2 separate regions of the Mus musculus genome follow, and region 1 is linked to region 2. A link is a loop called in an ENCODE intact Hi-C map of the cell type or tissue named here. Cell type or tissue: heart. All regions are shown on one strand. Each heading gives the region's core, and the rest is flanking DNA. Links, peaks and the distances in the headings are about the cores only.

What was found. A loop is a pair of places that touch in the nucleus more often than their neighbours do. Peaks named below come from ENCODE experiments on the same cell type or tissue, not always from the same donor. Only the 100,000 strongest peaks of a DNase experiment are listed, where the experiment ranks them.
Region 1: a loop joins it to region 2, with 2.1 times the contacts of the local background. A loop is called at or near these places in 5 of 42 quality-filtered maps.

Annotation. Positions count from the first base shown.
Region 1 is chr17:80,463,654-80,480,013 of GRCm38, reverse strand. It overlaps Sos1 (SOS Ras/Rac guanine nucleotide exchange factor 1), which reads left to right. Exons shown (of 22, transcript NM_009231.2): 1 at 1-177. The coding sequence starts at 91. It also overlaps the pseudogene Gm18650. Among named protein-coding and RNA genes, the nearest start is that of Sos1, 8.6 kb to the left of the region's middle. In heart, for the core only: no CTCF peak of the experiment used is centred there; no DNase peak of the experiment used is centred there.
Region 2 is chr17:80,365,969-80,382,586 of GRCm38, reverse strand. Arhgef33 (Rho guanine nucleotide exchange factor (GEF) 33) reads right to left here. Exons shown (of 18, transcript NM_001145452.1): 11 at 15,251-15,334; 12 at 14,319-14,402; 13 at 12,168-12,316; 14 at 11,152-11,316; 15 at 8,794-9,595; 16 at 1,110-1,249. Gm10190 (predicted gene 10190) reads left to right here and starts at 9,045. Exons shown (of 1, transcript NR_028385.1): 1 at 9,045-10,730. In heart, for the core only: a CTCF peak has its summit at 9,116; DNase peaks (open chromatin) are centred at 8,996 and 9,546; H3K4me3 peaks cover 1,402 bases; H3K27ac peaks cover 1,377 bases; H3K27me3 peaks cover 234 bases.

The DNA of each region.
Region 1 (16,360 bases), core at 2,675-10,674, 100 kb before region 2:
CGAGGGGGCCGGGCCGTGCACGGGCTGTGGCCCTTCTCCGCGCCGCGAGCCGCCGCCCCTCCGCCCGCCCCGAGGCGCCCCGCGGGCACCATGCAGGCGCAGCAGCTGCCTTACGAGTTTTTCAGCGAGGAGAACGCGCCCAAGTGGCGGGGGCTGCTGGTGCCTGCGCTGAAAAAGGTAGGGGCGCGGAACCCGCTTCCCGGCCGCAGTCCGCGCGGGGCTGGGCGAGGGTGGGGAGGCGGGGCGCCACTGTCGTCTTTCTTCCCGGTCTCGGATCTCGGGGAGGTCTGCTCGGGCTGCGAGGTTCCCCGCGTCCGCTGCTCCAGCTGTTGACACTCGCCCGGGGTGCGTGGGAAGGCCGCACACAGTCGGGGAGGGTTGGTCTGGATCATCCAAGCGCGGAGGCGGGGGTTGGAGGAGCCTCGGTTTTCCGTGGAGGTCAACGAAGGCCATTGCCTACCTTCTCGATCTTCCGAACTGCGGTCAACCTCTCGTTTTAGGAGTCCGGTACTCTCACTGGCTCGAAAGTGCCTTGGCCACAGTGCTTGCCTAAGTAATTGCGAGGTTGCCTGCCAGCAAGAACATGGCCTGCTCGGCTGTGCTCGTCCTCAGTCATAACTCCCCGTTTTCTTGACCCCCTCCCCCATTACAGCGGTGATGCACATGCCACTGTATTCAGATTGGTTCTTTTGAAGTGTCTGAGAATCTTTGAACGTCATTTGGTTTGGTGTTTTGCATCTTTTTATTTGGAAATGTTGCTACATTTTAAAAGCTTCTAAAGCAACTGTCTGTCCTTTGGTTAGGCATTTTGGATTTTTGTTTGCCAGTGGTTAAAGTTATTCGTGAATGTTGCTACATTTTAACAGCTTCTACAGCAACACTTAGTGACATAGTAAATACTGTACTAAGACATCTGAAACAGGTGTGCTTGAATGGATTTTAAAACAACCAGATTGGTTTTTGTTTTCATTTGCCTTACCTGTAGAAATTGTTTTACAATTTAATCTCCCATTTCTTGTTGCTCAGATGATTTTCGTGCTATCTTTGCTAAAATGCAGTTTTGTTACTACTGAGTACCTGGCGTTTACTGTGCCATTATGCAGAGCCTTTCTATTTTACCAGAAAGTCTTGAAAGGTATTTCATACTCCCAGAGGCCAGTACCTTTCAGTTTCTCGTCTGCCCTGTTCTCCCCTTCCCCTCTTGGTATGTTATGTGGAAACTGTTGGCTTTGTTGGAAGACTTTGCTTTTATCTTTCAGACTTAGGTTCCTGCGCTTTATCCTCAAGTGTCTCCCTACTTACAAACCTCTGTATGTTTTCTAAGAAAATCAAAGAGACCACCTTGTTGTGCATCCTTAATGACTCCATGAGACTTCAGTCCATTTCTACATTGGCTTTACCTGCACAATTGCCTGCTTAGCTTGGAGAATTGGAGAAGAATGCCTCATGATGCTAGAAGTTTGGTATTTTGACAGGACAGGATGAAGACAAAAAATTGATTTATATGTACAAAAGCTCTCATAGAACCAGTTTGAGGTATATGGCTTAAAAGCAATAGCTCCTATTCTAAGGAAACCTCCAAAATAACACTCGAGGCTCCTTTAGAATGGTAGACAGAGCATTGTAGAAGTTGGCAGACTACTCTAACTTGCCACTTGGGTGGTCCTTGCTGAAATCTATTTTGTGTGGCTGGCATTGTGGATTTTGTTTTGTTTTTCAATGTATGTAATTAGTCACCAGTTTCTTTTTTTCGAGACAGGGTTTCTCTGCATAGCCCTGGCTGTCCTGGAACTCACTCTGTAGGCCAGGCTGGCCTCGAACTCTGAAATACGCCTGCCTCTGCCTCCCAAGTGCTGGGATTAAAGGCGTGCGCCACCAACCTCCCGGCAGTCACCAGTTTCTTAAAATGAGAACTATCACATAAACTCTGAGGTTTGTTTGTTTTGAATTATAGATGGACTGGCCATACATTTTCACCATCAACTGCTAGAGTTTTGAGTGACTGCTTTCTTTGGAAAGGGTTTTGTCTCCAGTTCATCAGTGTTGCTTGTGTTCTATCGCTTCATGGTTGGTTGGTTTTCCATTTGAAGCAGAGACCTCCCTGTAGAAGTGATATGAAGAGGGAGTTTACAGAGTCTCCCTAATGTGTGAGGTTCTTTCCCTCATTTACATTTCCACCTGCAATGCTCTTAAGACACCCAAGACAAGGTTGGATATATTTCTCATATTCTGAATATGCTCTTTTGTTTTTTTTTTTTTTTCCCGAGACAGGGTTTCTCTGTATAGCTCTGGCTGTCCTGGAACTCACTTTGTACACCAGGCTGGCCTCCAACTCAGAAATCCACCTGCCTCTGCCTCCCGAGTGCTGGGATTAAAGGCGTGCGCCACCACACCCGGCCTGAATATGCTCTTGTAGCTGAAAACTTGAATTATGGTATGTGTGTAGATGTGTCCTTGGACATTTTGTGTCCTTGGACATTCTGTGTGGGTGTCTCCTTATCTTGAGCTCTTCAGACTTTAAACTACTTGCGTAGTGCCCGACTGTGTGTTTTCATACCTGAGGCTTTTTGGATAGCCTGTGCATTTTCTCTGGTCTAATACTATTCAACCCCAGAGATTTTTCTCAACCTAGTGGCCCATCCTAACTCAACAGTGAATTTTAAGTCCTAATTTACTTGTCCATATTCACATTAGCTACCCTATTGGACTTGTTGTACACAGGTGCTAGGCCTTACACCTGTTAGCACTCATTTTGGTTGTTTTGTTTGTTTGTTTGTTTGTTTGTTTTTGTTCTTTTGGTTTTGGTTTTTCGAGACAGGGTTTCTCTTTATAGCCTTGGCTGTCCTGGAGTTCACTTTGTAGACCAGGCTGGCCTCGAACTCATAAATCTGCCTGCCTCTGCCTCCCAAGTGCTGGGATTAAAGGCGATGAACAAGTGTCTTTGTAGGTTACCTTGAGTTTGTCAGACTTTAAAGTAAATTATTTAGAAATCTTGCTACATTTTTTTAAAGCTTCTAAAGCAACATTGTAACTTAGTAAATCTTCACATCTCCCTCCTTTTGGTTTGGCGTTTTGAATTTCTACCCTTTGTATGCTTCATTTAGTTTGCCAGTAGTTAAAGTTATTTGGAAATGTTGCCAATTCTGTAAGGGGATACTCAAAACTGACCCCCACCACCAGTTTTTAACTTCTTGATTAACGGCTTTAAACTTTTATTTAATTGGCTCAAAACTGAAGCCTAGGACTCCTTTCCGTACTGCTGCCTGCCTTCAGGCCAAACCTTCTGCTTATCAACCTCTAACATGCTCTTGGACTCTGCTCTGCTAACTGCTTGGAGTTTCCGAGGTTACTGTGGTAACCTCTCAGTTGAGTTCCTTACCCCCAACCCACCTGCCTTTACATATTTCAGAAGTTATAAAGTACTTTCGAACATGTTATACATTTGTTCAAAATTGTTGATGTCCTTTAAGTTAAAGTTAGGGTTTGTTTGTTTGTTTTTTTAAGATTTTTATTTATTTTATGTATATGACAAGTACACTGTAGCTGATCTAGGAAACACCAGAAGAGGGCATCGGATCCCATTACAGATGGTTGTGAGCCACCATGTGGTTGCTGGGAATTGAACTCAGGACCTTTGGAAGAGCAGTTAGTGCTCTTACCCGCTGAGCCATCTCAGCAGCCCTAAAGTTAAGTTTTTTAAGCATGGAATTTATAAGACGGCTTTACCTTGGCCTTCCTGTTTGATTTCCTACCTAGATCTTTCTGGAGAGCACTGCTCCTTTTCCTGAATGTATTTATTAGGCCCCACAGTGTCTTTCCTACTGCATCTATCACATCCCACAAATACTTGATTCTTGTTTCAGAACAGGTATGGCCTTTGGCACTAAGGATAAATGACATATATTAAGAAGACTAAGTCGAGGGAAGGTGGTAGTGGATATGTCTGGAGAGAGGACTTGTTTTTAAGCCAGGGATTTTGTTTTTGTTTTTTTTGTTTTTTTTTTTTTTATTAGATATTTTCTTTATATTCATTTCAAATGCTATCCCGAAAGTTCCCTATACCCTCCCTCTGCCCTGCTCCCCTACCCACCCACTCCCGCTTCTTGGCCCTGGCTTTCCCCTGTACTGGGGCATATAAAGTTTGCAATACCAAGGGGCCTCTCTTCCCAGTGATGGCTGAATAGGCCATCTTCTGCTACATATGCAGCTAGAGACACGAGCTCCAGGGGTACTGGTTAGTTCATATTGTTGTTCCTCCTATAGGGTTGCAGACCCCTTCAGCTCCTTGGGTGCTTTCTCTAGCTTCTCCATTGGGGAGGGCTCTTTGTTTTTAGACAGTCTCATTCTACAGCTCAGACTAATCTTGAACTTGTAGCTTAGCTGTCCTGGCTCATCTACCCTAGTGCTAGGGTTATAAGTATGGGCTAGCTAGCACACCTGGCCAGTGAGGTGTTTTAAGTAGGGAGTAACACCTGGCTTGAGGTTTAGAAGCCTCACTTTGGCCAACGAAGAGGAAGAATAAGGCCTAAGGTAAGGGAGAGAAGCAAGAAGGCTGTCTAAGAGGAAATACACATTTGGATTAAGATGGATGCTGTGTGAGTGGTGTTGAAAAGGCAGACCCGTTGGGACCTAGCATTTCACTATGTGACTGTAGGAATGTTAAGGAAGTCAAGTTTGCTTGCAGCTAGTCACTGAACTTTGGGATGGAGAGACAGGTAACATAATGAAATGATTTGGAACATGTTGATCTTTTTTTTTTTTTTTTGGTTTTTCGATACAGGGTTTCTCTGTGTAGCCCTGGCTGTCCTGGAACTCACTTTGTAGACCAGGCTGGCCTCGAACTCAGAAGTCCACCTGCCTCTGCCTCCCAAGTGCTAGGATTAAAGGTGTGCGCCATCATGCCCGGCGGAACATGTTGATCTTAAAGGCCTTTTGGATCGTCTAGGCCTTGTTCTCCAGTTGGCAGCCCAGCTTTGATACCCAATGCAGCAGATTTTGAAGTATGAAGTAGAGTAGATGAAGTGTATCTATAGAAAAACTTATGTATGAGTCAGGTTTGATGGTACAGGCAGTAGTAGATTAGAGCACACACCTAGTGTGTATAAGATCCTGGGTTTAGTTCCCATTATTGACAAAAGAACCATATGTATGAATACCGTGGCAGGTCTATTCAGCTCCACACAGCAATCGAAATGTATACTATCCGTAATCGACAAGGAAATGAGTGAATGAACTGTGGTGCAGCCGTATAGTGGAATACATGGGAATGTAGGTTACTGATGCCCATGCAGTGTGGCCAACCCGCTAAATAACCAACAAACCAAACTAAAACCAGCATGTTCTATAGGCTTCACTCTCATAAACCTGTAGGAAATGCAAACTGATACAGATGATTGGTTATTATAAAAACAGACGTCTAGATGGTTATGCTGACACAGGCCTGCAATCACACAGATGAGAAGGAAGCGCAAGAAGACCAGGAGCGAAGGTCTTTCTTAGCTACACAGCGAAAGAACAGCAAACCAAAAGGAGACGTCTATGTCTACTTATCTTGAGTATGCTATAGTGCTAGGTGGTGTCAAATCATACAACTTAGATATATGCGGCTTAGTGTTGACTAGTTGTTCTCAGTGAAGACCAATGTAGCCATCAGCTTAGAATCTGCTACTGTCTCACTGTGTTTGCTTTATCACACCTATCCACTTTCCCTCCCGTTAATCTGTTGTTGTGTTTTGAGACAGTCTCTCCCAGTGTAGCCTGAAAACACTGTGAAGCCCAGGCTGGTCTCAGACTTGTGGCAATGGTCCTGTCTCTGCCCCTCCCCCTCCAGTGATGAGCTAACAGGTATGAGCTGCTCTGTCCAGCTTATCTAATTTTTTTTTTTAAAGACAGGGTATCTATCCATTCATTCACCCATCCACCCACCTGTAACTCTAAGCCAGCTCTGGCTGTCCTTTGCCCACCTCTGCCTTCCAAGTGCTGGGACTTAGGGGTCCACTACCACACCTGGCACTTATGTGATATCCTGATGAATTTTGTAGTTGCAGGTATAAGCACACTTTATTCCTAAATCCTTCACCCCACATCAGTAACTAGAAATCAATAGCTTTTTAAAAACAGTTCCTTTTGTTTTAGTAGGAAGTTCCTATGCAGTGGAACATACAGACGTTACTTGGAGTGCTTAATGAATGTTTACTGTCAAAGCCTCTATTAAAGGATGGACCACTCCCATGGCTCTTGAGGTTCCCTTCGTGCCCCTCTTCCCAGAGGTAGCCGCCACTGCTGCAACATTTCAGCACCTCACATCGGTTACTCTTGTCTGTTCTGGAATATCATGTAAATGAATCAAGTAGTGTATATATATTTTTTTATTGTTTTCTTTTTTTCAATTTTTTATTAGATATTTTCTTCATTTACATTTCAAATGCTATCCCGAAAGTCCCCTATACCCTCCCCCCACTCTGCTCCCCACCCACCCACTCCCACTTCTTGGCCCTGGTGTTCCCCTGTATTGGGGCATATAAAGTTTGCAAGACCAAGGGGCCTCTCTTCCCAGTGATGGCCAACTAGGCCATCTTCTGCTGTAGTGTATATTTTTAGTGAGGCATTTGAGAGTATGCTTTAAGAATTCCGTCCTTTTTTTCCCACCATGTGAACTATGTCACAGTTTATCTAGTGGATGGATAGCTGATGCTTTCAATTCGGAGCTATTATTAAAGCTGCCATAAATGTTCTTTAAAAATTGCATCTATGTGTTTGTGCATGTATGCACATGCATGCACAGACGTGGAGGTCAGAAGACAACTTACAGGAATCTGTTCTTTCCTTCTGCCATGTGGATCTCTCAAATCAAACTGGCGTGGTGGCAGGTGAGCCACAGGCTCAAATGGTCTTGTTGAGATGGTGTCTCATGTAACCAGGCTTGCCTTGACCTCCTGGTGCTCCTGTGTTTGTCTCCTGGATGTTGGGTTACAGGTGTGCACACTCAGCCCCCATGGTTCTTACAGGAGTCTGCTTAGAGACAGCTTTTATTGCTTGTACACTAGTACCGAGACATTGCTTGCAGGATAGAGATCTGTTTATGAGAAACTGCTAGACCTTTCCCCAAGATGGCCAAACCATTTAAAAGTCTCTCACAGTGATAGATGGTGGCTCCTTGCCAGTGTGTGATGTTACTAGTCTTTAACTTTAGTGGTTTGAAGTGCTATCTTATTTTAACTGTGTCTTGTATCCCATGGTAGATAATTACATTGATCACTTTTTTATATTCTTTTTTGCACTGTGTGTGTGTGTGTGTGTGTGTGTGTGTGAGTGAGAGAGAGAGAGAGAGAGAGAGAGAATGAATGAGAGGGGGCAGACAGACAGACAGACAGAGAACAGCTTACAGGCATTGATACTCTCCTTTCACTGTATGGGTCTTCAGGATCCATTTGAGGTGATGAGGTTTGGCAGCGGCAGCAGATACATTCTGCCCCCCTAGTCACCTTGTTGGTACCTTCTGCTTTTATGTTCTTATTAGTCATTCTTGTTTATTCCTTTGGACAGTGTCTGCTCAACTCTTCTTTCCCATAAAACATTGAATTATTTTTTTCTTTTTAGTATTGAATTGTAAGATGCCTTACATATTCTGGATAACTGTCCTTTTGATAAGGTATTTTTATGATATTTATCTATCTATCTATCTATTTATTTATTTATTTATTTATTTAAGGCCTCATGTAACTCAGGGTCATAATGGTTCAACTTCCTTGAGTGTCTGCATCTTAAGTGTGTACTACCGTGCTGGGTACACATCATTTCTTCTAGTCTTTGATTTGCAGATTTACTTTCTAGTAGTAGTGTTTTATGACAAGTAAAGTTTTAAATATCCACACATCTATCCATGGTGTCAAGCAGCCCACATTGGGCTCGGCCTTACTGTGTGGCTGAGGCTGACTTTGAACTCCTGATCCTCCTACCTTCATGTCCCCAGTTCTGGGATTATGGGCCTATGTCACCGTGTCTGCTTTGTTTTTGTGAGGTCTAATTCTGTAGCCCAACTTAGCTTGAAATTCACTGGCTGACCTTGAGCTCATAATCCTTGTGCTCTACCTTCCAAGGGAGCCACCTAGTCCAGCCAGATAGAAATTCTGAAGGATCACTGGCATCCACATGGCAGCTCACAACTGTTTGTAACTTCAGTGCCATGGGCTCTGGTGCCCTTACAGAACAACAGGCAAAGCAAAAACAAAAAAATTTATCTTTGATTTTACAGTGCTAAGGAAAATTTGCCAGGGTGTAGGGAGTCTTTGAGTGAAAGTTGACTGTCACAGGAATGCTGCATCTCTGAGAAACGGAGTCTGCCTTCGTCTGCTTGCCATGCTCAGTGATCGACTAGGAGGGGCTGGTTACAGGCATGGCCCCTGCACAAACACAGCGGTGGATTTCAGAGTGCAGCAGCTGGGGCCCTTAGTCAGTTATCCTGCCTCCAGCCAGATCTGAGAGGGCCATTGTTGTGGCCAACCAGGCTCTTCTCTGGCTATGAATTGCCTGATTGGGATAAATCATATACAGTTTTCCCCGTGTAAAGTAGGTGATTTGGCCCCTTCAACACTTTAAATGTTACAAAAAAAAAAGGTATCTTAGAGTAAATAAAAATAAAAACTTAATTTTCATTAGAATTTAATAGTATGTAATTTGCTTCCGCTGATCAAATAAACTGTTTCCTAGTGTGAGGCTGGTTTGTGCAGTTAAATATGTAGTTAGCAAAACCACAGATAGGACGGTAACTCTGAAGAAAACAGCTCAGGGATGCCTAGATAATCACTGCCTTAACTAACCAAGTGCAGCCTTGGACCCTGCTTACTGAGGTAGACAGAAACAATGGCCGGTGAAGTTCCTCATGAAATTAATCTTGTTAAATTTCCAGTGGGATTGGAGGTACCCAGGGGAGAAAGTAATAAAAGTGGGAAAATGTTTTCTTCCCAGTTTTTGAGGCATTGTCCTGATGCATAGCTAAGACTAGCCATGAACTCATTCTTCTAGCTTCACTGAAAAGTGATTTAAAATTTTAGAATTATGGACACTTAATTACTATGATGTTATTATTTTGAAACATTATTTTATATAATACTTATTTATGCTTTATGATAGTATGTGTGCTTTGATGTCAGTTTTGGAGAGTGTCACCAAATAGTTTTCAGGGACTTGAACACAGGTTGTCTGTCTTGGCATTGGACCTTTTCTTGTTCAGTCATCTCCCTGGGCCCTCATATGTTATTCTAAGATAGGGATTTTTAAACTGTAAAATGATTTTGAGACTCTCTTTAAAAAGTACACTGTGTGTGTGCATTACACGGGCTTGTGTTTGTGGGTATGCAGTTACGTGTGAGCATACATGCATGCATTCATGATATGTGCTTGAGTGCACGGGTGCATGCAGGCGTTTGCCACACTTTGTAGAGCTCAGAGAAGCAAGCTTGGTGATCTAAGTTCAAGTTCAACTCCTGCACGTTGTCCTCTGACCTTCATGTGCATTCCTGGGTATGTATGCACATACATACACACAACACATACCAGATAATAAAGGGAAAGAAGGAATGTGGGTAAAAATCTATTCTGAAATTTGTTGAATCTTATGTCTTAAAACACAGTCAGTTTAAAATTTCTTTCTTTTTCCTTTTAAAGTGTAGTTAAGGGCTAGAGATGGCTCTGTGGTTAAGAGCATTTGTTGCTCTTGTAGAGGACGCAGATTTGGTTCTCAGTATCCAAATGATAGCTCACAATCACTCAACTCCAGTTGCAGGGATCTGATGCCCCTGTCTGACCTCCACAGACACCAAGCATGCACGTGATGCACAGACATATGCAAGCAGAGCACTCATAGACATGATATAAAATAAATAAGTCTATGAAAATAAATAAACCTATGAAATTAATTTTTTAAAGCTATCAAAAATGTCAGAAGTTTCAATATCTGGAAAAACTTTTTTGTCTTTTGCTTTTTCTGGTCAGAGTATCACTCAGATACAGTTTATATGTGTCCACAGAATTTAAAATGACATTATCAGAGAAGTCAGAGATCTTTCAGTAGAAATTCACACATGGGTTTATAGGAATAATTACACAAAATAAGTGATCCCTCACTACATTTCTTTTAAAGCATTTTTATTTTTTTCCAGACAAGGTCTCTCTGTATTCTTGGTTCTCAGTGTAGTTGATGTGTAGCTTACAGTTATCACTTAAATAGCAAGTTTGCATTCATTATGAAATTTATAACTTGTTTGTTTCTTGGGCAAGCTCTCATATAGCCCACATTGACCTCAAATTGAATAAGTAGTGGAGGATGGCCTTGAACTCTTGATCCTTCTCCACCTTTGTAGTCCTGGGCTACAGGCATCTGCCACCCTGCCCTGTGTTACCATTTTAATGTAGGTATTGTCCCTATTTTATAGAGTAGGGAGTAAGTATGTCTGTCATCTTTCAAATTAAAGAAGTGGACTTAGAATCATATCTTAAATTACTCACATGTGTAAAAGTGCCCTGCATAGAGTCCTCATTTATTTGTACAATAGGGGAAAGTCAGGGCCGTCTTGTATGCGTGTTTAAAAATATGCCTCCTGGTCTTCTAAGATTTAACAAAGTCTTTATTTAGTTAAATTATGGTTTTGGGTTTTGTTTGTTTGTTTGTTTGTTTGGTCTTTTGAGACAGAGTTTCTCTGTATAGCCCTGGCTGTCCTGGAACTCACTTTGTAGACCAGGCTGGCCTTGAACTCAGAAATCCGCCTGCCTCTGCCTCCCAAGTGCTGGGATCAAAGGCGTGAGCCACCACCGCCCGGCATAATGTACTTTTACAAATGTATTACTTCACAATTAAGATTTAATTTGTATTTACTTATTATTGTGTGTGCATTACCGGGGGGGGGGGCGGGGGAGGACCACAGCTTTATGTCTAGGATGACTTAGTAAAGTCACTTTTGTTGTTTCACCGTTACGTGGGTTCTGGGTCCTTACACGTCTGTCCAGTACCTCCCACTGAACTGTTTGCCTGTGGATATGCATGTGCCTCTCAACGTGTGCACACAAAATAAGTCAAATGCAAATGCTTTTCTTGAACTCATGTGTGACTCTAAAAAGTAATAATGTAGCTGGGTGTGGTAATACACACCCACATGCAAAAACAATACTCAGAGCCAGTTGCAGTAGGATTTGGAGCTGAAGGCCAGTCCCAGCTAGGGCGAGACCCGTCTTTAAAGAGAAGCTGATGTGAGAGGTGTGGTCTGAGAGCCGATGTGAGAGGTGTGGTCTGAGAGCTGATGTGAGAGGTGTGGTCTGAGGCTGGAGAGGTGTGGTCTGAGGCTGGAGAGGTGTGGTCTGAGAGCTGATGTGAGAGGTGTGGTCTGAGGCTGGAGAGGTGTGGTCTGAGGCTGGAGAGGTGTGGTCTGAGAGCTGATGTGAGAGGTGTGGTCTGAGGCTTGAGAGGTGTGGTCTGAGGCTGGAGAGGTGTGGTCTGAGGCTGGAGAGGTGTGGTCTGAGGCTGGAGTGAAGCCTTCCTGGTGCTTTGATCATCACTTTTCAGATTAACTTTCTAGACCTAGGGAAAGCTTGCAGCCAGCAGTGTGTGAATGAGAATCATCCTAGCTCTAGGTGGGTGTAGGTGGATCTCTGAGATCAAGGCCAGCCTGGTCTACAAATAGTGAGCCCCTGTCTCAAACAGAAGAGTCAGGGGTAAGATGTTGTTTTCTGTTCTGTTCACCCCCTTTCATGAAAGCCTCAGGAGCAGATTTACAATAAAATAATATATATAGTGCTGAATATTTGCTTACATTTCAAAAATTTAGAATTCCCTGTTACCATCAGAGAGATTTTATAAAGTTATAGAACCTTTATTTAGTGTACATGTGTGTGTGTGTATTATTGAACATACACAGTGTCTATATCTAAAGAGAGTATGATTTCCCACTGTGTTTAACAGATCTTGGCCATTTCAGGAGTTAAGTGTGATTATATGGTAAAGCCCAATCAAAGTGAAAGGATGGATTTTCTTTCAGAATTTGAACTGATTGCTTCCATAAAAGTTAAAGACAGACAATTGGCTAATTAAATTCTAACTAAAAAGCATAGTTTGATTTCACTTAAATGAAACTAAAAGAGAGAAACTGTATTAAACCACTATCCATGCCTTTGTGTGAATTAACTTTACCTACCTTTCTTTCTTTCTTTCTTTCTTTCTTTCTTTCTTTCTTTCTTTTCTTCCTTCCTTCCTTCCTTCCTTCCTTCCTTCCTTCCTTTCTTAAATTTGTTTATTTTATGTATATGAGTACACTGTAGTTGTACAGATGGTTGTGAGCCATCATGTGGTTGCTGGGAATCGAACTCAGGACCTCTGCTTGCTCTGGCCCCACTCCCTCTGGCCCAAAGATTTATTTATTTATTATATGTAAGTACACCGTAGCTGTCTTCAGACACACCAGAAGAGGGCATCAGATCCCATTACAGATGGTTGTGAGCCACCATGTGGTTGCTGGGATTTGAACTCAGGACCTTCGGAAGAGCAGTCGGTGCTCTGAACAGCTGAGCCATCTCTCTAGCCCCATGAGCCTTTTATTTTTTTTCTCCTTATTCTGAAGTTTGTCTTGGTTTCTCATCGCTTAAGATTGAAATTAAAAACAGAATTTGCGTTTTAAAAACTTATGACCAAACTCATTGGAATGACTTCATTAGTGTTAAAGGTTGAGGATTAAGCACATTCCGTGAATTCTAATTGGATTAATATTCTTTCTCAGAAGCACTGTCTTGCTGGGCGGTGGTGGCGCACGCCTTTAATCCCAGCACTCGGGAGGCAGAGGCAGGCAGATTTCTGAGTTCGAGGCCAGCCTGGTCTACAAAGTGAGTTCCAGGACAGCCAGGGCTACACAGAGAAACCCTGTCTTGAAAAACCAAAAAAAAAAAAAAAAAAAAAAAAGAAGCAGCAGCACTGTCTTATATAATAGCTGCATAGAATTTAGTTTATATTTCAGTTAGTCTATCATAGTTTTTCTAAGCATTTATTTATTTTATTATGTTTGGTGTATGGGACAGAGAATAAAACTGAGGGCCATGTGTGTGTGCTAGCTAAACATTACTGTACCTCTAGTCCACCTTGTAGGTTTTTAAATAGTTAATTAACTTTACTGCCAATTAAGTACTCCTATTCATAGACAGTACATTCTAATTTGCTTATTTCTAGGCTGTCAGTGCAAAATGTTTACCTTTTCCTTATGTATAAGTACAAAGGCCAGGTTTGTAGCTGTATCCTTTAAATTATACAACTTTCCTTCAGTGTCATGTGAGTTCCCCAGCTCCACCTGCCGGGTACCCTTGCTTGCTGAGGCATCCTACAGGCCTCTGATTTTGGAAGTTTGTTTATTAAGACAGAATGTAGCCGGGGTTTACCCTGAACATCTGATCCTTCAGCCTCTACCTCCCAAATTTTTGGATTATACACATGTGCTACCACATCAGGCTGGTATTCTGAATTTTTAAAAAAGGTTTTTTGTTTTGGTTTTCTTTTTTATGTATTTTGCCTGCATAGTCAAGAAGATGGCACCAGGTCTCCTGGAAGCAGAGTTCCAGTTCTGGGAACTGAACTTGGATCCTTTTGAAGGGAAATAAGAGCTCCTAACTGAGGAGCCATCTCTTCAGCCCTCCCTTAATTTCTTAAAGGTTTGAAGTCTATCACAAACAGTGACTACAACTTAGGAGTTTGTTTAAAGAATAATGAAATACAAAGTCATTTATTTTTTTGTTTTTGAAACAAGGTCTCATTATATAACTCAGGCTGGCCTTGAACTTTCTATGTAGTCCAGAGTGGCCTGGAACTCTTGAAAATCCTCCTGCCTTAGCTTCCTGAGTGTTGGGATTACACGCATGAGCTATCATTTTCAACTGAAATAACATTTAGAAATTATTATCATCATCATTACTGCTTTACACGTGTGGGTGTCTTGCCTGCACATATGTTCATACACCTTCTACATGTCTGTTGTTCACTGATGTCAGAAGAGGATGCCAGATCACCTTGACTGAGAGTCATCGTCATCGTGTGGGTGCTAGGAATTGAGCTTGGATCCTCTGCAAGAGCAGTATGTGCTTTTAATTGCTGAGCCATTTCTCCAGACTCTTTAAGCTGTCCCTAACTACATTATATAGCACATGCCTCTTGCCTTCATCCACTGAGTGGGGGAATTACAGGAACGAATAACCAGTCTCATGTTTAACAATTTTTAGTTTTTGAATTTGTTTGTTTATATGTTAGCTTCCCAGTTTTGTCTCTTTTAAAGTAGATTATACTTCAGTTGCTTCACTGACCATTTTCTTGTTGTATGTACACAGTGTGTTCTGTGGTTGGTTCCCAGTACTGTTCATTGACTTGACAGTCATTTGATTTTGTATGTTCAAATTTGCTCAGCTGTTATTGCTGTTCTTATTTTCAGAATGATTTCATATAAAACTTTATTTTAAATTTCTTCTTGAATTCTTTGATTTATATGTTAACAATATCATTCTTTATTGTTTTTTATATAAATCTTTTCATGAATTTGATTTCTTTTTTTTTTTCTTTTTTTTTTTTTAAGACAGTGTTTTCTCTATGTAGCCCTGCTATCTTAGAACTGTGTATAGACCAGGCTGGCCTTGAACTCATAGAGATCCACCTCTGCTTCCCAAGTGCTAGTAGGATTAAAGGTATGAATCACTGCCTGACAAACATTTCAAGAAGTTATTTTTAGATACTGTATTAGTTACGTTTCCATTGCTGATGCCATGACCAAAGCTTATGGTTCCAGAGGTTTAGGTCAGTGATGATGGAGTGAAGGCATGGTGGCAGGCAGCTGGAACAGCACCTGAGAGATCACGGTATTGATCCACAAGCAAGAGGCAGAGAGCACACTAGGAGTGGCACAAGTCTTTTGGAACCTCAAAGCCCACCTCTAGTGACAACACCTGTTCTAACAAGGATACACCTCTTAATCCTTGACACACTTCCTCTAACAAGGCTACATTTCCCAGTCCTTCCCAGATAGTTGTAATAATTGGGAATTAAGTATTCAAGCATGGGAGTCTGTGGGGCCGTTCTCATTTAAACTAACACATACAGGTTTTTGTTTGTTTGTCTGTTTGTCATTTGTAGTTCAAAGCTGCTTGTATAGGGTATATAGGTTCCCAGGTTTCTAACTTGTAACTTGCTTATAGCCAGATATGTAATAAGTACCTTGTGGGGAGGTATAATGGTCCGTTTTTATTACTGCTATGTGTACCAGAAGATTGGTAGAACCAGGAAGATAGGAAATGTTCTTTTTTCATTACATCCACGTGTAAGCCAGGCATGGTGGCCTATGCCTGTAATCCTAGCACTCTGGACATTATCAGGGAGGATTATGAGTTCAAGTACAACCTGGGTAAGATACTGTCTCAAACTGAAGATGGGATACAAGAAGAGAAAGGTCAGTATAGGCTCAGTGTGTCTGGGGAGGGACTTGTTCTTGGGCTACCTGCTTTACCTTAACAGTTGCAAGGGGCCTCTTGTATTTTCCATAACAGAACGGGCACAGGATAAAACATGGATGACCCCAGTAACACATAACACCACTTCTGTGTAATGTTACTACCTTGGCCTCTGCTATTGAAACCTAGATGAAGGGAAGGGCCAGTGGATGGCTGTGTCAAAGCTTTACTGGGCTCTTGGTTCAACCTGCTATGAACCCTAAATGGAGGAAAGGGTGGCAGTAGATCTTATCCTGCCCCCCCCCCCCCAAGGTACAGGCTGAACAGAGAGGGAGTTAATGATTGGCACTGGAGAAATAGCCTAGAATGGAGATGAGAGTCTCATCTGAGGTCTGTGGTTGGGAGTTCATGGTGAGATGCTAGAATTGGCTAGTCAGGGTTCAAGGATGGGGACCTGGGAGTGAGGGTACAGGGAGCTATGAGGACTAGCTAGGAGGACCTCAGACGGGAGTGTTGGTTAAGGATCTAGGACCCTACAAACACAGATTGTCAGGGTACAGACATCCTAGCCCCCCCCCTCCCCCCCCACACACGCTGGCTGCTGACACCTCCCCCCAACACCCTAGCAATGTCAGCATCTCTGCTAGCAGCTACAAAAGAGCCCAGAGCTTTAGTCAGGCCTTTGTCATACATGATGGTGGTAAAGGACTCAGTCTAGAGCTTTGAAGGGAGCCAGCCTGAAAATAGATGTCTCCCCCAAAAGTGTATGTGACCACCAAAAGCGAAGGCATGGGAGTGGTCAGCAGTGAAAAGGAGCAGCGTGTCCTGCTCATAGGTAAGCTGTCCTGCCTTCTTAATGGCAGTAAAGCATGATGGTTTAGTCAGCCGCTCGGTAAGC
Region 2 (16,618 bases), core at 5,685-13,684:
ATGCATGCATTAGGCTGCCTAGCCAAACTGGAAGGAGACTGTAGGGCTGTGGTTAACTGCATGGAAGGAGACTGTAGGGCTGTGGTTAACTGTAGAAACGATGCTCTTCTTTCCTCTTCCTCCTCCTTCTAGTAACAACAGGCAAGGACCAACAATCAGATACCCACTAATCTCAACATCACCCTCCCACTGCAGGAGAATTAGACAAATCATTAAAAAAAAGAAAGAAAGAAAGAAAGAAAGAAAGCCAGCTGTAGGCTTTCCCTCACTTCCTCTATCAAGACCAGTATCTAAATCAACCAGTAACTCTACCTTCAAGGAGAAAGTGATTTCCCAGTAAGTTTCCAAAAGGCAACAGTAACACCTTCATTTAGTTTTTGTAATATTTAAAAAGTAAACTTGAGGTTTAAAACTGACTTAAAATGATGTCTACTAAGAGGAAGTAAATAGCGAGCAGATCTCCCTGAGGGGAGGACCAGTGATAGTGGAGACAGCAGCCACCTAGGCAGGCAAAGGTTGGACTGCTGCATCACTTGGGGGTCACATCTCCCTTACTGGGGCCTGGCCCTACCTCCCAATCTGCAACATGACACTAGCCAAAATGTCTGCAGTAATAATGCTTCATGCAACAGTAAGACTTAGAAAGAATAAGGAAGGAACGTCTTTTGTTTCCTATCTAAATGGACACTCTGAAAGTCTTCAATAGGACCTGGGCAAAACCCATTCATCCTGGAAAGCCTTACAGAGTTATCAACACCCATCTCTAAGAACATGGATAATGAGGCCCACGAGGGCAGAAGGGCCTCAGTGTCTGCAGAACACTTGCCACAGGTGGAAGATGCCCACCCAGGGAGGATCATGCCCCTCTCAACCCATTTGCCAGGGTAGGCCCTCTGTTCACTCCTCTCAAAGCATCATTAAAAATGAGGAGGAAGGATTTTAAGAAGTGGCAGGGGAGCTGAGTTTGCTTCTGTTCAGAAATTGAATACAAACACTAGATTTAAAACAGTTGTGTATGACGGGCTACTTAGTAATCACGACTGTTAAAACCTCAAGTTTCTGTCAGAGGGAAATGAGTTACAACACTGTTTTATCTAAGGGCTACTCACTTCTTTTTAAAGAGCTTGCGGAATGAGCTGCGAAAGCCCCCTTTCTGGTCTTGCCTGGGATTTTGATCGCTGAAAGAAGTCTGTTCACTCTCTCTTTCTTCCTTTGGACAGAATCGAGTGGCATCCTCTAGGTGCATCTCCTGAAAACACACAAAAAAAAGGAGTGTTTTTTTACTCTTTTCCATAAAAATCTGCCCTGGCTGTGGGATGGTCCTTCAGCTTTGCCACCTGCCTCTCCTACTCCCAAGACTACCTGTGACAGGAGAGAGCTGGCCCCACAAGCTGCCCTCTGTTCTCCTTTGCTTTCTATTGCTGTGACAAATAAAGGCCGTGGCCCAAAAGCCACTTGGGAAAAGTTGCACTTCCAGGTCACAGTCAAGCCCTGAGGGGAGGCAGGGCTGGAACTCAGGGCAGAACCATGGAGAGACGCTCCGCTCTGCTCCTCTAGGTTTGCCTAGATTGACCTACATCACCTGCGGGGACAGCACCCTCTGCTCCCCCCACACACACCCTGGTCCTGGGACTGGGTCCTCCTCTATCCATTAGCAATCAGGAAAATGCCCCTCCAGGCCTGGCTACAGCCACCAAATGCAGCCATGTCCTCAGTTTAAGTTTTTCTTCCCAGATAACTCTAGTTTCTATTAAGCTGATAAAGGATTAACCAGTACATTTTCTGACCTTAACATGCTTGCCATGGCACACAGAATAAAATGAATGTTCTTCTTTTCTTTTTTTTTCTTTTCTTTTCCTTTCTTTTCTCCCTTTTTAAATGTGTATGGGTATTTCACCTGTTTCTATGTCTATGTACCACTGGATCTCCCAGAAATGGAGTCACAGATAGCTGTGAGCCACCATGTAGATACTAAGAATTGATCCCTGGTCCTTTGGAAGAGCAGCTAGTGCTTTTTTTTTTTTTTTTTTGGTTTTTCGAGACAGGGTTTCTCTGTGTAGCCCTGGCTGTCCTGGAACTCACTCTGTAGACCAGGCTGGCCTTGAACTCAGAAATCCGACTGCCTCTGCCTCCTGAGCAGCTAGTGCTCTTAACCACTGAGCCACCTCTATAGCTCCCATAAATATAGAAAATGAACTTTGCTCTGATATCAACTGTGTCTTGCTGAATAAACCTACCCTTGACTCCTGGCATTGGTGGATATGTTCCTCTTCCTACAAAATAAGAAAACTTAATATGAAGGGGTTTTGTTATTGTTGTTGTTTCACTTTTGAGGGAAACAGAGATCAATCAGGATGTGCAACTATGTAACCATAATTTTAAAGTTGTATTAGTAATTCTGTATTTTATGGGGTTAGAGGTCAGAACTGTTGAGAAATACCAACTCATGTATCTAAATTATGAATTTGCTTTCAAGCTACTTATATAGTTCAATCTCTATTTAAAGTACAATTAAAAATAAAGATACCTTTTTGTACACTTGTTTATTTTCAAATGTGAGATGTATTATCATGTGCACATATACGGATGTGTTAGGTATGTACAAAAATTTATATCCTACATGAACAGAATATTTATGTTGAGGTGACTGTGATTCTAAAAACAACTGCTTAATTTTGAGTAGCCCAATATTATAATTTGTATATGCTCAGCCTAGGGAGTGGCACTGTTAGAAGGTGTGGACCTGTTGGAGTAGGTGTGTCACTGTGAGTGTGGGCTTTAAGATCCTCACCCTAGCTGCCTGGAAGCCAGTATTCTGCAAGCAGCCTTCAGGTGAAGATGCAGAACTCTCAGCTCCTCCTGCACCATGCCTGCCTGGATGCTGCCATGCTCCTGCCTTGATGATAATGGACTGAACCTCTGAACCTGTAAGCCAGTTCTAATTAAATGTTGTCCTTATAAGAGTTGCCTTGGGGCTGGAGAGATGGCTCAGTGGTTAAGAGAACCGACTGCTCTTCCGAAGGTCCTGAGTTCAAATCCCAGCAACCACATGGTGGCTCACATCCACCTGTAATGAGATCTGATGCCCTCTTCTGGTGCATCTGAAGACAGCTACGGTGTACTTAGATATAATAATAATAAATAAATCTTTAAAAAAAAGAGTTGCCTTGGTCATGGTGTCTGTTCACAGCAGTAAAACCCTAACTAAGACAGAAGTTGGTACCAGGAATGGGGTATTGCTATGATAGGCCTGACCAGGCTTTTGTTTGGAAGAATGTGAATTTGGGGATTTTGGATTCGGAAAGCACTGCAATGCTTTAAATGGGGCTTAAATGGGCCATCCTAGTAGGAATATGGAAGACTTTGTTGCTGTGAGTGATTTGAACTGTGCAGACCTGGCCCAAGAGGTTTCAGAGGAGAAGAATTTCAGAACGTGATGTACAGACTATTTTTGTGGTATACAGGTGAAGAATGTGCTTTTTGTCCTTATCTGAAGAATCTACCTGAGGCTAAGGTAAAATTACACTGACAAAGAAAATTTCAAAAAAGCCCAGCAGAGACTTTGTCATGAAGAGTATTTTGAACAAGCATAGCACACTTAGAAAAGAAAAATATATAATATATAGTATTAAGGATCTGAATCCTGTCTGTGTTCGAGGATATTAAATTGAATTAAGGGAGTGGTAATCTGGGCAAGATCCCGCTCAGCTAAATTTAGGTCCAGGCATGGTAGTACACGCCTTTAATCCCAGGAGGAAAAGACAAGCAAATCTCTGAGTTCAAGGCCAGCCTAGAACAGAGAAAGTTCTAGGTGAAGAAAAAGTTAAATCTAGGCTTGGTAGACCACACCTTTAATCCCAGTGCTTAGGAGACATGCACATAAATCTCTGAGTTTAGAGTCAGCTACAGAGCAAGTTCCAGGTCAGCCAAACTTAGGCAGTGAAGGAGTTGGAAACAGAAAGCTGGTGATAATGTAATACAACACAGGGCCATGTTCCAGCTCCAGCAAGCAGCAGAACTTGGCAGCTTTGGCCATGTGGCTCTGGCTTTAGAGTCCAAAATAGAAGGGACTACTGGGACAATTGATGCTGGTTAGCTGGAGCTAAGAAATTAGTGTTGATTAAGAAGAGACCAACATCACTAAGGTGAAATCTTGTGGGAAGTGTTTTCTGAGAGCACAAAGAAGCTGTGTTCCAGAGATAGCCAAGTTTGTACCTCATGCAACAGCTGTACTTGTTAATATGTAAGAGTCACCCAGGTGGTACTGGTTTTGAAGGCATGAAGGGGTCATGAAGAGAAGTTGAGGCTTGGCACCGTAGAGGCCATGGACAGCCATTGGTGAAGGTGCAGCTTCGGTTTTAGTTGATGGCCCAGGACTGAAGGGGTCATGCAAAGGAGTTGAGGCTTTTGGCACCATGAAGAGAGCCTATGAGAGGCTATTGGTAAAGCCTAGTAGGAGTGTAACACTCCAGTGTATTGGAGATGCCAGTACCATGGGATGATCACCAAGAACAGCAGTGGCAGTGGAGTGGATCAACCTGAGCTTAGAGTGCTACAGAGGGCAGAGCTGGAAAAGTGATACCATCCCTTTGGAGGAGCCCAGAAGATCATGTGAAACAAACAGCTCTAACATTGAAGTTGCCTTGGAGGCCCTAAGATGTTCAAGGTGCCAGAGCCTATCTGCTGAGGAAAGCTGCTAACGGGGAGTGGAACCAGCCCAGGAGAAAGAAGTTTGTTGTAGTCAACAAAGATGAAAAAGGAGTTGGAGATCTGAAGACTGCCTTGAAATCACACATGGAGATGCAGAATTTGAAGTTTGCCCATCTGGTTTCCTGTCTTGCTTTGGGGATTACAGTTAAGTGATTGGATGAATGTCAGAAGAGACTTTGGACTTTTAATATTGTTGAGACTGCTATAGTTTTGGGGACTTTGGAAGTTGGACTAAATGTATTTTGCATTATGCAATTTTTAGGTATGGCCCCCATGGACTCATACATTTGAACAATCCTATGGGGGCCAGGGAGTGGAATGTGAAGATTTGTATATGCTCAGCCCAGGGAGTGGCACTATTAGAAGGTGTGGACCTGTTGGAGTAGGTGTGTCACTGTGGGTGTAGTATAAGACCCTCATCTTAGCTGCCTGGAAGCCAGTGTTCTGCTAGCAGCCTTCAGATGAAGATGTACTGCACCATGCCTGCCTGGATGCTGCCATGTTCCTGCCTTGCTGATAATGGACTGAACCTCTGAACCTGTAAGCCAGCTCTAATTAAATGTTGTCCTTATAAGAGTTGCCTTGGTCATGGTGTCTGTTCACAACAGTAAAACCCTACTAAGACAGCCTAAGTCAAGATGGAAAATACATCACCAGTGCCCTGCCAGTCCAGCTGGGTGGCTGAGTCCTTGTGAGGAGCAAAGCATGGGTAGACAGGTTTTCTAGGAAACATCTAGATCTGACTTTGAGACTTCTACCTGGGGTTGTAGCAGCCAACCTAGAAAGTCTGTGAGATGCCACTAAGATTCCTAACTAAACCATGGAGACCAGCATCCTAGTGGTTTAGTGTAGTGTTTCTCCAAGTACACTCCTGGCACCCTAGGACCCTCTACACTTGCTTTTACCTATGGACTCTTAAGCCCCATTCTCGAGTCTCTAGAGCAGGCGTCTCTGGTGTATACATAATTGTTATGCATACTTAGATACGAAAGCCAGGAGCTTCAGACTGGCTTCTGCCCAATCCACTTCCTGTCTCTATCAAATGCCTATGGCTCCTAAACAGCTGTTTCTGATTCAGTGGTACAGATTCTGGGTTTATAAAATTATAAAATATTAGATTCATGCATCCACTACTGCCTCCAGGACCACATTATGGGAGGTCTCTAAAGGAAGTAAGGCAAAGCTATTCTGCTGGCCAGAACACCTGCTGGAGACAGGACATCCCAGACTCAGAATTTTGGAGAGGGCTTCGGAGAATGCTTGGGCTTGATTTTGCCTCCTATCAACTCTGGACCTCCATTAAAGTGATCTTTAACTCAACACCAAATCCTTCATTCAGGAAAACCATGAATGGTTTAAGGAAAATCTGTCTGTGAACTTGGTCTTGGTATCGTTCATCAGTATAGCACTTCATACTTTAAAAAATATGCTCTCAAACTATCTTACTTGGCTGGATATTCATAACCCTGTGAGGTAGATATGATCTATACTTTCTAAAAGTTTTATCACAAATGCATTATTTGGGATGAAGGGATGGGTTCACACATGCCAGGGCACATGTGGAGATCAGAGGACAACTTGCAAGATTCAGTTCTCCTTCCACATGTACGTTCTGGGGGGGGGGGGGTCAAATGGCATTTTCTCAAGCAGGGTGGCAAGTGCCTTCATCTGTGAGCCATCACTAGCCCCAATTTTACTGGTTTTTGACGGAATGTGTATAATGAATTCAGGCTTTGAGGAAGTCAGAGACAATCTTTGAGGAGTTGGCTCTCTCCTGTCCTTGGTGGGACACAAAGTCAGGTCTTCTGGTTAGCACCTCTGTCTTATTTTTTATATAAACTTGTTATGCGCATTTCTGCCATGCGTGTTTGGTGCCACATGCACGTCTAATGCTGGAGGAGACCTAAAAGGCATGTCAGATTCCCTGGAACTGAAGTTATAGAAAGTTGGGAGCTTCCATGTGGGTGCTAGGAATTGAACCTGGGTCCTCTGGACCAGTGCTCTTCAACACTGAGCCATCTCCCTAGCCCCCTAAGTATCTTATCTGCATAGATAAGAAAACTGCAAGCACAGAGATGCCATTCAAATCCTCTAAAAGCAGGAGCTGTTTGACAGCAGAGCCTGGGCTAGAAAGGAGCCCAATCAGATGCCCAATCAGATGCCCCTTGCAGGAAAACATACTCTCTTCTCTCTTGACTCTCAATAAAGACACTAAAAACTGGCTTCATGAGGCTTTTCTGGCCACAGGTGGGGCGTGTAGAGTGGATTTGAAGGAGGTAGATGGCTTTGCTCAGGATACAGTTTTACAGACTTATCGTTTGCAGCTGAAGCTCCAACCATATCCCCACCTTAAACACAGATGCACTCAAACATGCTTGTGTTACATACACACGCACAAACATGTATGTGCTACACACACATGCACAAACACGTATGTGCTACACACAGCTCCTTCTCCCCTAAACTCTGCATGATTCTTCCTTGGAGTCTCTTCTTCATCTGACCTGTGTCTTCCCATGTTAGGGAGTGCTGGAATATTGTTATTGATTAGAGGTATGTCCAGCAAATAGCCACAAATATATTTATTGTTTGCTTCTCAGATACAATATTTGTTATTTCTGTGTTTTTCTCCTGGTAATTGTTACAATTCTCAAAAATTTCACATGAGCTAGGGCAAAAAACTCACATATTTTATGAACATGTAAAATAAAAAGCATTCTTTATAGCTGAGTACACTACTTGAAAGATTTTGGTGTATGCCTCTGCCTATCCCCGGTGAACAGGCATTTTTAATTCCCTTCTACTTCCCTCTTAATGAACTTTCAAGATTATCTAAGATGGATTTGTCTCAGAAATTTTGCCCGATAGAATTTTTACAGTTTGGAGATAAGAAACCAGAGTCAAAAAAAAAAAAAAAAATCTCAATCCTGAAGACTGTCAGCGGCTTCACTAGACCACAATACTGGGTGTTCGTTCCCTCTGCTGGTTTAACTCCTAGAACTCAGGTGGGCAGTAAACTCCAGGCTTGCCATGATCCACTCCCTTCTTTCCACCTTTCATCAGGCTAAAGAAAAAGCATTCCCAGTTGTGCTATGCCCAAGTGTCCTTTCTTTAAAGCTTCCATACCTTGCTTTTCACCCTGCCCCCAATAGCTTCTACACACTTTTTAAAATCTAATTGAGATATTCGGTGTACTTAGAGGGCATTCTGTAGCCTCATCAACCCAAGAGGGTTTGAGCTATCCATCCTGTAGGCCCCCAGAACGGCGTAATTCTGTGTGCTAAGTCTTGTGGGACATTCTGCACTGTTGACTTCTGAAGCTCTGGCAAACAGCACAGAGGGCCTGGTACGCAAACACTGTGTTTGCTGGAAATTAAATGTGTCTGTAACCGTCAATCTAACCCACTCTCTTGATGATGAGTGGCACGAAAGGGTGGTGGGATAGCTGAGTGCTATCTTGTCAATATGCTTAGTCACTTGTTTCTGTCACATTGAAAACTTGTGTGTCTGCCCATGAACCTGCCTCTTCATGGTTAGTATTGGAACATACATTTAAATATCCCAAGGCTTGAAGACACCAACGTCAGATACCAAAATGCTTCAACATTCACTGAAGCTAAAGGCGTGTTTGAATCAAGGCAGCCTTTCCTAAGAAAGCAAGGGAAAATGAATTCGCTTTGCAACAAACTTCGAAGTCTACACTGGGACAGGGCAACCTGCGTCCTCCCTAGATACTGGGAGTGGCTGGCACACCGGTGCTCGCTCCGGTCTTGTACATTTAAGCCAGGAAGTGCACCGGGCAGGCCTGCAGCCCGTAGGAAGGTACAATTCGTTCACTCCTTGATTCATGCTCTTTGTGTGCGTCTGGGTCCCAGCTCGCCCTCTCTGCCTTCGTGTTCTCGGCGTGGTAGCCACCCTGCCCACTCGCCTTCGAAGGCCACCAGGGCCACAGCCTGTAACCACGCGTGTGCTGGCTCCGCCTCTGCCCGCCCCCTCCCCGCCGAGGGAACCGGGGCTGGCCCTGAGATCTAGGCCCGGGGCGCCGAGGCGGGCGACGGCTGGGTTTTACTTTACCCTCCTTACTTCCAAATAGGTCTGTTTTTCGCTTTGGGACCTCTGTTGGGGGAAGAAGGTCCGCGGCGCCCCGCGGGAGGCGGCAGCGGCGGCGGCGGGGCCGTGCGGGGCGGGAGCGCGCTCGACCTTGAGCGGCGCGCGGCCGCCGCTGCTGCTTCGCGTGCTGTAGAGGCGCGGGGCCACGCCCTCGGCGGGCGGCGTGCGCGGGAACTCCTTGAGCGAGCGGCTCAGAGGCTTGGCCTTGCCGTGCGCCTGCGCCTGCGCGGCCTCCAGCTTGTAGGCGCCGCTGCTGCTCGCCGGCGACGTGGCGCTCTTGGGCAGCGGCTGCAGCGCGTGCTCCGGCCTCTCGGCCTCCATGGCGAAGCTGACGGGCCGCAGGAAGCAGATGTCCAGGCTGGACTCGGAGGAGGCAGGCGAGCAGTTGTCGAAGAGCGCCGGCGCCTGGAAGGGCTCCTCGTCGTAGGGCGCGGGCAGCGCGAAGATCTCGCCGCCGTACTCGAACTCCTCGTAGCCGGCGGGCACGAAGCCGCGCGCGTCGGGCAGGAGCTCGGGCGGACCGCGCAGCGAGCGCTCCACGTTGCCTAGCGGCTCGGCGGAAGACGGCTCGAAGTCCATCTCCGGGATGGCCTGCAGAGGCCCGGCGAGCGCCTTCACGTCCTGCTCGGCCGCGCAGAACTGAGCCGGCGCCAGCAGGCTCTCGGGCCGCTCGTGCTTCCTGCCCTCCAGCTCCCAGTCTCCAGGCTTCCCGGGCTGCATGCTCTCCATGAGGCTCTGCTGCTGCTGGCCTTTCTTTGCCGGGGCCATCAGATGTCTTTAAAGGGGAAACGGCACAAGAGAGACTATCAAATAGTGCTGAGCACTCGTCGACCAATCGGCCAAAGGCCAGCTTCTCTCCTCATCTCCCAGGCACCTTCGTGGGTCACCTAAAAAGCTCCACAAACTGACTAGAGGGCTTTCTCAAGTGACTGGAGAGATAGCTCAGCGGTTAAGAGCACTGACTGCTCTTCTAGAGGTCCTGAGTTCAAATCCCAGCAGCCACATGGTGGCTCACAACCATCCGTAATGAGATCCGATGCCCTCTTTCCAGTGTACTTATAGATCGATAGATACATACATACATACATACTACAAAAAAAAAAAAAAGCAGCAGCCAGGAAAGTCTCAGCTTCCAAGCTCAGTCACTGAGACATCACATGGCGGGCAGACAAAGGCTGTCACTATTGCTGGGGCCTGGTGGAAGCTCTGAACCTTCCTGCCACCACCTCTGCCTCCCAAGGCATGTCTTTTCAATTTATCTCCCTGTCTTACTGTGACAGAGTCATATAGAATACCAGAAAATGAACTTAATATAACTCCTAGATCTTCACACGTAAACAATTGTGTTCCTGAATAAACTGTTGAACTCTGGATGCTGATATAGTGGATAAACTCATGTGTAAAATTTATATTTCTATAACAAAGGTTTTTAAAGTTTTGTAGCTGTAAAGCAGTTTGACTGTCATCTCAAACGACCCACAAAACAATGTGTTGTAAAACCTATTTGAATTTGCCCAGTTTTGCAGTTTTGTTGTCTGGGAGCACATAATTTTTACACAGTTTAAAAAGTGAAGAATACCCATCACTTAGGATTTTTGTTTTTGCTTACCTACTAGATATCAATGAGCTACTGCACACTGACCAAAGTGGTTATTCTTATTTATATTTTAATTCCGTCAGGATTATATATGGATGCACATGTGAATACTAACAATATTTTAAGGCATTGCAAGACATCTTCGAGTGGGACTTAGGGCTTTAAGTTTACAGATGTGAAGAAAGTAAAGTGACTTTACATCAGTGCTCTTTACTCTGGAAGAGTGTAGAAACAGCCAAAGTTTGGCCCGGGTGTGATGCACATCTTTCCCCCTCGACCTGTTGTACTTGAAGGAGAATAAACACTTCACACTAATTAAAGAGTTGAAGTAATACTCAAAGTGAATTTCTACTTTCCACCTCTTAATACTTTTTTTTTTAAATTGAGACAAGGACTCTATTATGTAGCTCTGGCTGCCTTGGGACTCACTCTGTAGTCCAGGCTGGCCTTGAACTCAGAGATCTGCCTACCTCTGCCTCCCAAGTGTGGAGATTAAAGGGATGCACCACTGCCCAGAAGCCACCTGTTAGCACTTTCTAAATCTGCCTCGTCTTTCTCTGGGATCCGTCAAACGTCTTGATGATCAACTGCTTGGCTGTTAATATGGAAACAATGGGGCAAGGGAGAAGGTGGAGGTCTGCAGAGCACATTTCTAATCCAGGACCGCTTGCTCACCTATACAAATCATCTACAAGGCCAATACTGTTAATGTTTCCATAGCAACAGATACTCACGAGACAGCAGGGGCGGAACTGGAAGAGGAAGGATAGGGTTGGAGCATTTCTTCTGAGTGGACCCCACTGTCGTGGACAGCCTCCTGGCCTGCATTGGGGGAAGCATCTTGGCCAGCATTGGCACACTGGGAAGCCAGCCCTTTGTACAGCTTTGCCATAGATGACCTAAGAGAATCGAAATAGTCTCAGGTTGTACAGTGCAAGACTGGCTCTGTGAATACAGAGATTATGCAAGAAAAATAGATTTGTCTCTCAGATCAAGCTTTCTGTGAAGGGCTCGCTGTCCCCAGCCCTCTATAAGCCAGATTGCTTACATAATAGCTGGCAGTTGGCTGAAAAGAGATTGAGGATCCAGGGTGGGCCTGGGAGACACCGTCAGGAGAGCACTGGGTTAGGAGATAGCTGTCTTTCTAGTTGGAAACCTCTAGAGAAATGACAATATTCTCCAGATAGGCTGGGATGTTTAAGGAAACCTAGGTCATTAGGAAGCTGTGCTGTAGGTTGCTTCTATTCCCCAAGGTCCAGATGGCGCCTACTCTCTTTTTCTATATTCTGTGAAATCTACTCAGGCGTATCCACCCCAACACTTTTATCTTTGCCACTCATTAACATCTAACTTACTCTCCACTGTGCAGCCCTAAAGCTAAGTCCCATGTGACAGGTTTATGGCTATGTCATTGTATATTCACTGGGTAGAACAGTACCTAACAGTCAACAGGTGTTCAATAAATGTTTGTTACATTAATGCAGGAAACTATATTCAGACCATTACATTGCAATCTTGGACCTAGGAAGTGAAGGAAACAACTTAAGAGGGGACAATGGAGTCCAAGTGCTTTTCTTGTAAAGTTATTTCCACTGGGCCATAGGTGTGTCCCTCCTGTGGCTAGCCTTGCCTTCCCATCCCCACCCTTTCCTTCCAACTCCCTTCACTCCACTCCAGCACTCAACACAAGTGATGGCCTGTGCCCTCTTCTCAGGCACCTCTGTCAGGTATGGCACCGTCACAACCTTACTTTTTGAGTTTTTTCCGTTTCTGAATAAGCAAATCTTCATTGCATTGAAACAGCAGGGTATAATGAGAGATAAACACTCGGAGGCGCTGAACACACACAAGTAGGAGGTAATAGTCTGGGTGCTCCTGCTCTGTGAACTTCAGAACATTCTGGATGGAAGGAAGAAGGAAGCAGGGTTACACGACTAGACTGTAGTTGCTTTACCTCTTCTGAACCCCGCTTTAAGCTACTGTGAGTTCTGTAGCCCTTCCATCTAAACAACACATGCTCCACTATCTAGCCAATCAGCTGGAAGCTCAGCCATCACATCAAAAGAAGTCATTCGGTCCTAGTTTACTTGCATGTGACGGAATGTAATTCCATCTTGAAAAGTTAGACCCAATAATTAGATGTATGAGATAACAGACATATTCTAACAATTATTATCTATCTATAAGCAACATTGTCTGAGATAACAGATATATTCTAACAATTATTATCTATCTATAAGCAACACTTACAGGAGTCAGACCAGTGGTAAGAATGACAGGCATGAGTAAGCCTGTGGGATGGGTGGGGTAGATGGTGGCCTCTCCTACCATATCAGCTGATGCTATGGTTTAGATGTTGTCTATCTCCCAAAGGTTATGGAAGCTTAATCTACAGTGCAATGATTTTTTAAAGATACGGGACCTTTAAGAGGTGGGATCTAGTGAAACGTGATTGGGGGCTGACCATCCTCATGAAGGAATTAATACTGGTTTAATAGAGTGGGCTCTGATGAGGAAAAAAAATAGTCACAGGAAAGTAAGCCTGGGCACCGCCCCGTTACTTCTTTTTCATATGGTGTGACCAGTCACTATTATCTTTGCTATTACCGCATTTACCATGAGGAGGGTCACCAGAAACCAATGCTAGCACCATGCTTTGGGGCCTTCAAAACTGTGATCCAAAATAAACCTCTTCCCTTAAAAAAACAACCCAGCCTCAGGCATGTCATTATAGTAGTACACAAGGGAATAAACGATCTTACAGGCTACAGTGGAATATTAATTTGATTTTGATTGTGAAAACTGTATTATTTATCTGTTGACCCCTTGCCATTAACAGGAGCTAAGCTCTTTTATATTCATTATCTTATTTAGTTTTTATCACAACCCAGATGGGTATAGAAGTGACCTCTATATAATAAGGAAGGACACTGAGACATGGAGCTCAGTGATCTCCTTTAGGTCTAGTAAATGACAGAAGAATTGAATGTGAACGAGATAGTAGCAGGCCTGGTGTCTGCAAAGCCTGGCCTTCAGACCAGGGTTTTTGCCTACTAGGTGTGCTGTTGTGAACACAGTACTGAGACCTCTTTGGTCTTCTGTGTCCTTATGACAAGGAGCAACCATAACACCTGTGAAACTGCTGAAAGGACCCATAAGATAGCTGCTGTGAGAAAATATTTTGGGAGCTGAAGCTCTATCCAGGGGGAGAGCTCCACACTGACTCTGGCCTGTTCTAGCTGACGTTCATCACAGCCTTTCTAAGACTCGTCACCGAGCTACTTAAGCTCAGTCAACCCTTAAACCTGCACAGCTGGGTAGCAGGAGGAAGAGACACCTCCAGAAAGAAGGCGTTAGACTCTCACTTCCACGTCTTCTAACAGGTCTACACGTTCCATAGAAAGTTACATTGAGAATTTGTTCATCTGCTCCTCGTGGCTCTACTGAGACATAAAGTATGAGCACTGTATGAGGGAACCCTGGACCCAAGCCAAGCTGAAGCCATCAGGATAGTAGTTGAGTGGGCACGTAAACAGAAATTAAGCGGCCAGAGGTGACATTCAGATGGTGGTAGAACTGAAGAGCAGGAGAGTGAATTAGGTACTTAGATGCTATCAAGAGTGTTTATAAAAGATTCTAGACCCCCAAAAGTGGAGATTGCTGGTAAGTTGGATGGAAGATGGAACGTCAAAGACAAGTACCATAAAACAAAAATTTCAAGAATAGACTTTTTAGCTGGTTCTCCATAGTGTGGTGGGCGTGCTGTAACCATGACAACCTAAGTCATGTGAATACTTCTTAGAAATTATCAATGAGTCCTTGCACTTTTACAATATATATTATTGGGAGCCAAAAAAACTAGTTCAGTGTGTAGACTGTTGGCTTGTCCAATCAGGCTCACCTGCAGATGTATCAGATATTCGGGGATACGCTGTACTATGTGGAAAAACAGAGTGTAGATATCCGACTTAATCTCTTCATCACCCTGCATAAGAGAAACAAGCAGTCACTCTTCAAAGTCCCGTCAGCTCTGCAGATAGAACATCAGAGATTCCGCCCGCCAGAGAGCAAATGCCCACCAGACAGGTTCACGAGGTTTGGATCTCTCACTGGAGAGGCCACATGCTCAGGGACACACTCAAAGGGACAACAGTTTCCCAGTAGAGAACATTATATACATGCATACGTACATACATACATACATACATAATTGATCCAAGTTTCAAAACTCTCCCTTCTTCCCCAACCCTTCTACATGGAATGCTAGACAGAAGTAGGCAACCAGCAAGCTGTACTTGAATTAAATTAATGCATTAAGGTTTTCTAGCAAGTCATCTACTAATTGGCTCTGAGAGTGAACGAGAGCCCTTCCAGGGTGGGGACATCTGACCTTTATTTTCTTGCTGGCTTAAATTTACGCCATGCACATGTAGACGTGCATATCAACCACCTAACACTCTGTTGAAGTGGCCATGCTGAAATGGGACAGGATAGAGGCACTTTGCAGTCTTCTAGCTCGACAAAGGATGATTTGGATTCTGAGCCTGAAAACAACACATACAGCACCTAAGCTGCATGCTGGAGAACTCTGGGACTCCTGTTGGCTTTGTCTGTAGTTTAGTGTAGTGGATCATTAAAGCACTGCAGACCACAGCAATGGCACGGATCCCTGAATGAACTCCTTCAGCCTAGCAGAGGGCATCAGGAACATACTCAAGGCTCCTCAGCCTGGAAGACAAGCCCACAGGGCGCATGCTGTCCTGGTGGATGGATCAGCAACATGACATAGATGGTGTATAAGCCAAGGTCAGCATATGCATAGAGTTAACTTACCTCCTTCAGTACCACAACATGAACCAATGAGATGCATTCGGGTAAATCCCTCAGGTAGGCGACATAATAATCCAAGAAATTATTCTTTAAAACAAACAAAAATGCATGGTGAGAACCTGGAAACGGGAATGACGACATTTTTTTACAGTGCCATGAACATAAAAATGGAGAAGAATTCAGAGAATAATTTGACAGTTTATTAACTATGCTCTTTATTTGCTTTTAGATGATTTATTCATCTTTTTTTTAAATAAAGACTTATTTTTATTTTATGTGTGTTGAGTGTCTAAATGCACACATGTGGCCCATGTAAGTGTCTGGTGTCCTCAAAGGTCAAAAGGTATCAGATATCCTGTAACTGGAGTTACGCATGGTGTGAGCCACCATGCTGGTTATCAGCAAACTCCAATCTCTGCAAGAGCAAGTGCTCCTAGTCGTTGTACCATCTCTCCAGACCCTTATTCATCTTTTAAAGAGTTTTTTCCTTTGTTGTTTCTTCCAAATTTAGATGTACATGATAAGTCACATATATAATCTTAGCACTTGAGAGGAAGATCAAGAGAACCAGGAGTTCAAGGTAATCTTCAAGTAATCGCAAGTTCAAGGACAGCCAGTGATCCATGAGACTATATCTATAAAAATAGTGGGGACTGGAGAGCTGGCTCAGCAGTTAAGAGCACTGACGCTCTTCCAGAGGTCCTGAGTTCAATTCCCAGCAACCACATGGTGGGAGATCTGACACCCTCTTCTGGTGTGTCTGAAGACAGCTACAGTGTACTCACATAAAATAAATTAATTAATTAAAAAATAGTTTTGGTTTTAAGATGAGGGATCTGATGCCCTCTTCTGGAGTGTCTGAAGACAGCTACAGTGTACTTACATATAACAAACAAACAAACAAACAAATAAATAAATAAATATTTTTTTAAAAAGTACTGAGAGTCATGCAAGTTAAAGTATTTCTAAATTGTTAAATGATAAAAATACATTTATTATTATTATTATTATTATTATTATTATTATTATTATTATTGTTTTTTGAGACAGAGTTTCTCTGTGTATCCTTGGCTGTTATGGAACTTACTCTGGAACCAGGCTGTTGATAAAGATGCAGGCAAAAATTGAATAGCTCTAATTGCCTCACACAATGTTTAAAAATAAGAACCTTTACACAAAATTCTAAATGGCACTTATTCCAGCCTGTCTTCCCTAAATAATAACTGGAAATATCTGAGTAGCTATCTTTTGCATCTAAACAAACATAGCCTGCTTCAGCCAGTTCCAGTCAGTCCAAACTGTTTCACACTCAACTCCGTGTATCATATGTGCCACTGTCTGGTCCCGGGAACATTTGGGTTTTCAACTTCT